Regions from separate parts of the Homo sapiens genome. Here region 1 is linked to region 2. A link is an interaction called in ENCODE POLR2A ChIA-PET data of the cell type or tissue named here. Cell type or tissue: GM12878. All regions are shown on one strand. Each heading gives the region's core, and the rest is flanking DNA. Links, peaks and the distances in the headings are about the cores only.

Region 1 (2,910 bases), core at 149-2,648, 96 kb before region 2:
CTTGAGCATGGGAGGTGGAGGCTGCAGTGAGTTGTGATCACACCACTGCACTCCAGCCTGAGCAACAGAGCAAGACCCTGTCTCCAAAAAAAAAGAAAAAAGAAAAGAAAACAGAGCTCTACCTGGGGACACAGCCGTGTCTGAAGATTCCAAGGAAACACAGCCCTGTCCTGGGGAGGGGGTTTAGGGGGGTCACGCTCTGCCCCAGAAGTCTCAGGGGTCCATCCCTGCCCCTCCATGTCCCCCTTCAGCGAGCAGATCAGCCGGCGGCAGTCTCAGGTGGACCGCCTGTACGTGGCGCTCAAGGAGCTGGGTGAGGAGCGCCGGGTGGCTCTGGAACAGCAGTACTGGCTGTACCAGCTCAGCCGCCAGGTGAGCGAGCTTGAGCACTGGATTGCCGAGAAGGAGGTGGTGGCTGGCTCACCCGAGCTCGGCCAGGACTTTGAGCATGTCTCGGTGAGCATCATTAGTAATAAGTGATACCAGGAGCTACCACTAAGGTTCTCTGGGCCTTAGTTTCCTCATCTGTAGTATGAGGATAATAACAGCACCCGCCTCATGGCTCTGCTGTGAGACAAATGAGTTAATATAACGTAAAGCACTGAGGACCCTGCTTGGCACACATGCTGCCTCACACAGTGTTGGTTATTATTATCAGCTTATTATTTTATTGTTACTTATTGTTATTTTTATTGTTACTGTTTTGTTACTATTCTTGCCAGGTGTTCAGTAAGTGTTAGATATTATTTTTTATGATGATGATGATGATGATGATTATCATTACTCTTACCTGCCACAAAATGGTAGCCTCTGCCAGGTGTGGTGGCTCATGCCTGTAATCCCAACACTTTGGGAGGCCAAGGCAGGTGGATCACTTGAGGTCAGGAGTATGAGACCAGCCTGGCCAACATAGTGAAACCCCGTCTCTACTAAAAACACAAAAAAATCAGCTGGGTGTGGTGGCACATGCCTGTAGTCCTAGCTGTTTGGGAGGCTGAGGCAGGAGAATTGCTTGAACTGGGGAGGTGAAGGTTGCTGTAAGTGGCTATTGAACCACTGCACGCCAACCTGGGCGACAGAGCAAGACTCTGTATCAAAAAGAAAAAAAAACATTGTAGGCTGGAGGGGGCTGGTGTATGCTGCCCCTTTGCTCACTTTGCTGTACCCCCCCCCCCACTTCCTGATGGCAGGTGCTGCAGGAGAAATTCTCAGAGTTTGCCAGCGAGACAGGTATGGCAGGGCGGGAACGGCTGGCAGCTGTGAACCAGATGGTGGATGAGCTGATCGAGTGTGGCCATACAGCAGCGGCCACCATGGCCGAGTGGAAGGACGGACTGAACGAGGCCTGGGCTGAGCTGCTGGAGCTCATGGGCACACGGGCCCAGCTGCTGGCCGCCTCTCGGGAGCTTCATAAGTTCTTCAGTGACGCCCGAGAGCTTCAGGGACAGATTGAGGAGAAGCGGAGGCGGCTGCCCCGCCTGACCACCCCGCCTGAGCCGAGACCCAGTGCCAGTTCCATGCAGCGGACCCTGAGAGCCTTTGAGCATGACCTGCAGCTCCTCGTGTCCCAGGTGGGGCGCCGGTGGCCATCAGGGCAGGTGGGAGGGCCTGGACAGCTGTGGGCAGCAGAGTGGGCAAAAATCAGGCTGTGGAGCAGGTCGAAATTAGGCAGTGGCACAGACAGAAAGCGGACTACAGAACAGGAAGAAATTAGATAATGGAGCAGATAGAAAATGGACTGATGGAATGATATATAGAAATCAGGTATTGGCAGGGAAAAGTGGTACCTTAGAAGGTCTCACAGATATTAAACAGCTTCTGGCTGGGCGTGGTGGCTCCCTTTGGGAGGCCAACGCAGGCGGATCATCTGAGGTCAGGAGTTTAAGACCAGCCTGGTCAACGTGGTGAAACCCCATCTCTACTAAAAATACGAAAATTAGCCAGGTCTGGTGGCGGGCACCTGTAATCCCAGCTACTTGGGAGGCTGAGGCAGGAGAATCACTTGAACCCGGGAGGAGGAGGTTGCAGTGAGCCCAGATCTCGCCATTGCACTCCAGCCTATGTGACAAGAGTGATACTCTGTCTCAAAAAAAAAAAAAAAAAAAAAAGCTTCCAATAGATATTGGGCAGTGGTTCTCCTAAAACTGTGAGTTTTGCCTAAATCCAGATCAAGGGTCTAAAGGGAATTTTGAGAAGTCTGAGAGGAATTTGGCTGTGGTGTAGATAGAAATTAGACGACAGACAAGGCCAGGTGCGGTGGCTCACGCCTGTAATCCCAACACTTTGGGAGGTCGAGGCGGGCAGATCATGAGGTCAGGAGTTCAAGACCAGTCTGACCAACATGATGAAACCCCGTCTCTACTAAAAATACAAAAATTAGCAGGAATGGTGGCGGGCACCTGTAATCCCAGCTACACAGGAGACTGAGGCAGGAGAATCGCTTGAACCCGGGAGGCGGAGGTTGCAGTGAGCCGAGATCGCGCCACTGCACTCCAGCCTGGGCGACAGAGTGAGACTCCATCTCAAAAAAAAAAAAGAACTTAGATAACAGGTCTCTGATGGAAATCATATGACTTTTCTGAAATTAATTTGATGGGGGCGAATTTAATGAAAAAGGCAACAGAGATATTAGAAATTAGGCAGAGGTTCTGGCCAGAATTCGGATGTGGATCTGAGCAGTCAGATGGAAATGAAGCTGCAGGCCCAATACAACTCAGGCAGCAGGAAATTGGGTTGCAGTTCTAATGGAAGGTAGAAGTTGGGCAATTTTTGTTTGTTTGTTTGTTTATTTTTGAGACAGGGTCTCACTCTGTCACCCAGGCTGGAGTGCAGTGGCGCGATCTCAGCTCACTGCACCCTCTGCCTCCCAGGCTTAAGCGATTCTCCTGCCTCAGCCTTCCAAATAGCTGG
Region 2 (2,910 bases), core at 277-2,776:
AGGTGGATCACCTGAGGTCGGGAGTCCAAGACCAGCCTGGAAAACATGGTGAAATCCCGTCTCTACTAAAAATACAAAAATTAGCTGGGCATGGTAGCACGGGCCTGCGGTCCCAGCTACTCAGGAGGCTGAGGCAGGAGAATCGCTTGAACCTGGGAGGCGGAGGTTGCAGTGAGCCGAGATCACGCCACTGCACTCCAGCCTGGGCGACAGAGTGAGACTCCATCGAAATGAAAGAAAGAAAGAGAAAGAGAGAAAGAGAGAAAGAAAGAAGGAAGGAAAGAAAGAAAGAGAGAGAAAGAAAGAAAGGAGGGAAGGAGGGAGGGAAGGAGGGAAGGAAGGAAGGAAGGAAGGAAAGAAGGAAAGGAAGGGGCCTTATCTCTTCTGATCTAGCCTTGGAATCATGCAGCATTACTTCTGCCACATAGTCTTGGTTACAAGCAAGTCACAAACTGCCTAGATGTAAGGGGAGCTTACACAAATTCCACTTCCCAATGGAAGGGGTATCAAAGTTCTAGAGGAATATATGGGCTGGGAAACATTGTTGCCACCATCTTTGGAAGTTACATCTGGCTTTTACTGGTACTGATTTAAGACCCACCTCTATACAGCCTGTGCCCAATAACATCCACCTGGGCACAGCTCCAACTCCCTGTTCTAAACAGAAATAGTTTATTGAGAAATCTCAATCCCTTGGGATCAAAAACATGACAGTTTCCATTTGTTCTGCAGTGACTGCTCTCTACCTGCTATCTATTGTTTTCCAAGACTATGATCCAAAATCACAGCATCCAAGACTGTGTCTTTTTTATTTATTTATTGTTTTCGAGACAGGGTCTCACTCTGTCGCCCAGACTGTAGTGCAGTGGCGCAATCTCCACTCACCGCAACCTCTGCCTCCCAGGCTCAAGAGATTCTCCTGCCTCAGCCTCCTGCGTAGCTGGGATTACAGGTGCACACCACTACTGCCTGGCTAATTTTTGAATTTTCAGTAGAGACAGGGTTTCACCATGTTGGCCAGGCTGGTCTTGAACTCCTGACCTCAAATGATCCACCCACCTTGGCCTCACAAAGTGCTGGGATTACAGGCATGAGCCACCACAGCTGGCCCCAAGACTGTGTCTTTATTATTATTATTATTTCGAGACAGAGTCTAGCTCTGTCTCCTAGGCTGGAGTGCAGTGGTGCGATCTCAGCTCACTGAAACCTTCACCTTGCCAGTTCAAGCCATTCTCGTGCCTCAGCCTCCGGAGTAGCTGGGATTACAGGCACGCACCACTACACCCGGCTAATTTTCGTATTTTCAGTAGGGACGGGGTTTCCCCATATTGGCCAGGCTGGTCTTGAACTCCTGACCTCAAGTGATCCACCCACCTCGGCCTCCCAAAGGTGGCTCACAGAAGTGAGCCACCACGCCCGGCCTGTCTATTATTTTTATTTTTAAAAATAAATGTATTGTTAATTTCCTTTTTCCTGTTGGATAAAGGCTACAGGGAAACTTAATGACAATTTTGCTAGAGTCTTTAATATTTCTCTCATTTTCATTCATTTAAAAACATAGCCTTCAGGCCAGGCACGGTGGCTCACACCTATAATCCCAGCACTTTGGGAGGCCGAGGCAGGTGGATCACTTGAGGTCAGGAGTTCAAGACCAGCCTGGCCAACATGGTGAAACCCCGTCTCTACTAAAAATACAAAAATTTAAAAATTAGCCGGGCATAGTGGCATGTGCCTGTAGTCCCAGCTACTCAGGAGGCTGAGGCAGGAGAATCACCTGAACCCAGGAGGTGGAGGTTGCAGTGAGCTGAGATCGCACCACTGCACTCCAGCCTGAGCGACAGAGTGAGACTCGGTCTCAAACAAACAAATACACAAAAAAACCCACAAAGTTCATGGGGAGGGAAAGGTGTAGCCTCTCTTGAGAACTTTCCTCTCTCATTTTCCCCCCAAACAGGATGATGCTTCCTTTCTCTTCTCTATCCTTTTCTGGACAGCCTTGGGTCCTCTCAGTAACTTATTTGGGTAAGTGGCTGGTTATAATGGCAGTGACCTCGAACTTAGGCTCTGGGGTAGTTGGCCACTTTTGTCCTCAGTTTTGGGCAGTAGTAGCAATTCTGGAAGTTCTGGGAAAAATCCAATTTGACATCATAGTACGAACCTGAAGGAAAGGTCTTGATCCCAAAGAGCTCTCGGCAGCTCATGGCTGTGACTGTCATCCAGGGCCTGGGCCTGGGGAAATGTTTGGGGATCTGTGGGATCCTTTAGGGACTGTCACAGTGACTCGGGAAATGTTGCTATAGGCAACTGTTCTGGAACTTTTTGGTCTTAGGACTCTTTTACATTCTTAATAGTATCAAGGACCCCAAACAGCTTTTATTTGTGTGGGTTATAACTTTTTTTTTTTTTTGAGATGGAGTTTCATTCTAGTCGCCCAGGCTGGAGTGCAATAGTGTGATCTTGGCTCACTGCAACCTCTGCCCCACAGGTTCAAGCAATCCTCCCACCTCAGCCTCCCGAGTAGCTGAGACTACAGGTGTGCGCCATCACGCCTGGCTAATTTTTTTGTATTTTTATTAGAGACAGGGTTTCACCGTGTCGGCCAGGCTGGTCTCCAACTCCTGACTTCAGGTCATCCATCCGCCTCGGCCTTTCAAAGTGCTGGGATTACAGGCATGAGCCACTGCGCCCGGCCTGTGTGGGTTATAGCTATTGATATTTACCATATTAGAACTTAAAACTGGCCATTTAAACAAATTTTTTATTATTGATTGATTTTTGAGACAGGGTCTCACCCTGTTGCCCAGAGTGGAGTGCAGTGGCATGATCACAGCTCACTGCAGCCTCGAACTCCTGGCCTCAAGTGATCCTCTCGCTTCAGCTTTCTGAGTGGTTGGGACTACAGGTGTGCAC

Evidence for each region. Peaks named below come from ENCODE experiments on the same cell type or tissue, not always from the same donor. Only the 100,000 strongest peaks of a DNase experiment are listed, where the experiment ranks them.
Region 1: POLR2A ChIA-PET joins it to region 2 with 12 read pairs; 6 of 35 experiments call an interaction of 5 or more read pairs at or near these places.

What each region holds. Positions count from the first base shown.
Region 1 is chr19:40,555,833-40,558,742 of GRCh38, forward strand. It overlaps SPTBN4 (spectrin beta, non-erythrocytic 4), which reads left to right. Exons shown (of 36, transcript NM_020971.3): 25 at 252-456; 26 at 1,191-1,571. Among named protein-coding and RNA genes, the nearest start is that of SHKBP1, 20 kb to the right of the region's middle. In GM12878, for the core only: no CTCF peak of the experiment used is centred there; no DNase peak of the experiment used is centred there.
Region 2 is chr19:40,651,251-40,654,160 of GRCh38, forward strand. No RefSeq gene overlaps it. Among named protein-coding and RNA genes, the nearest start is that of NUMBL, 38 kb to the right of the region's middle. RefSeq lists an enhancer at 988-1,037. In GM12878, for the core only: no CTCF peak of the experiment used is centred there; a DNase peak (open chromatin) is centred at 1,287.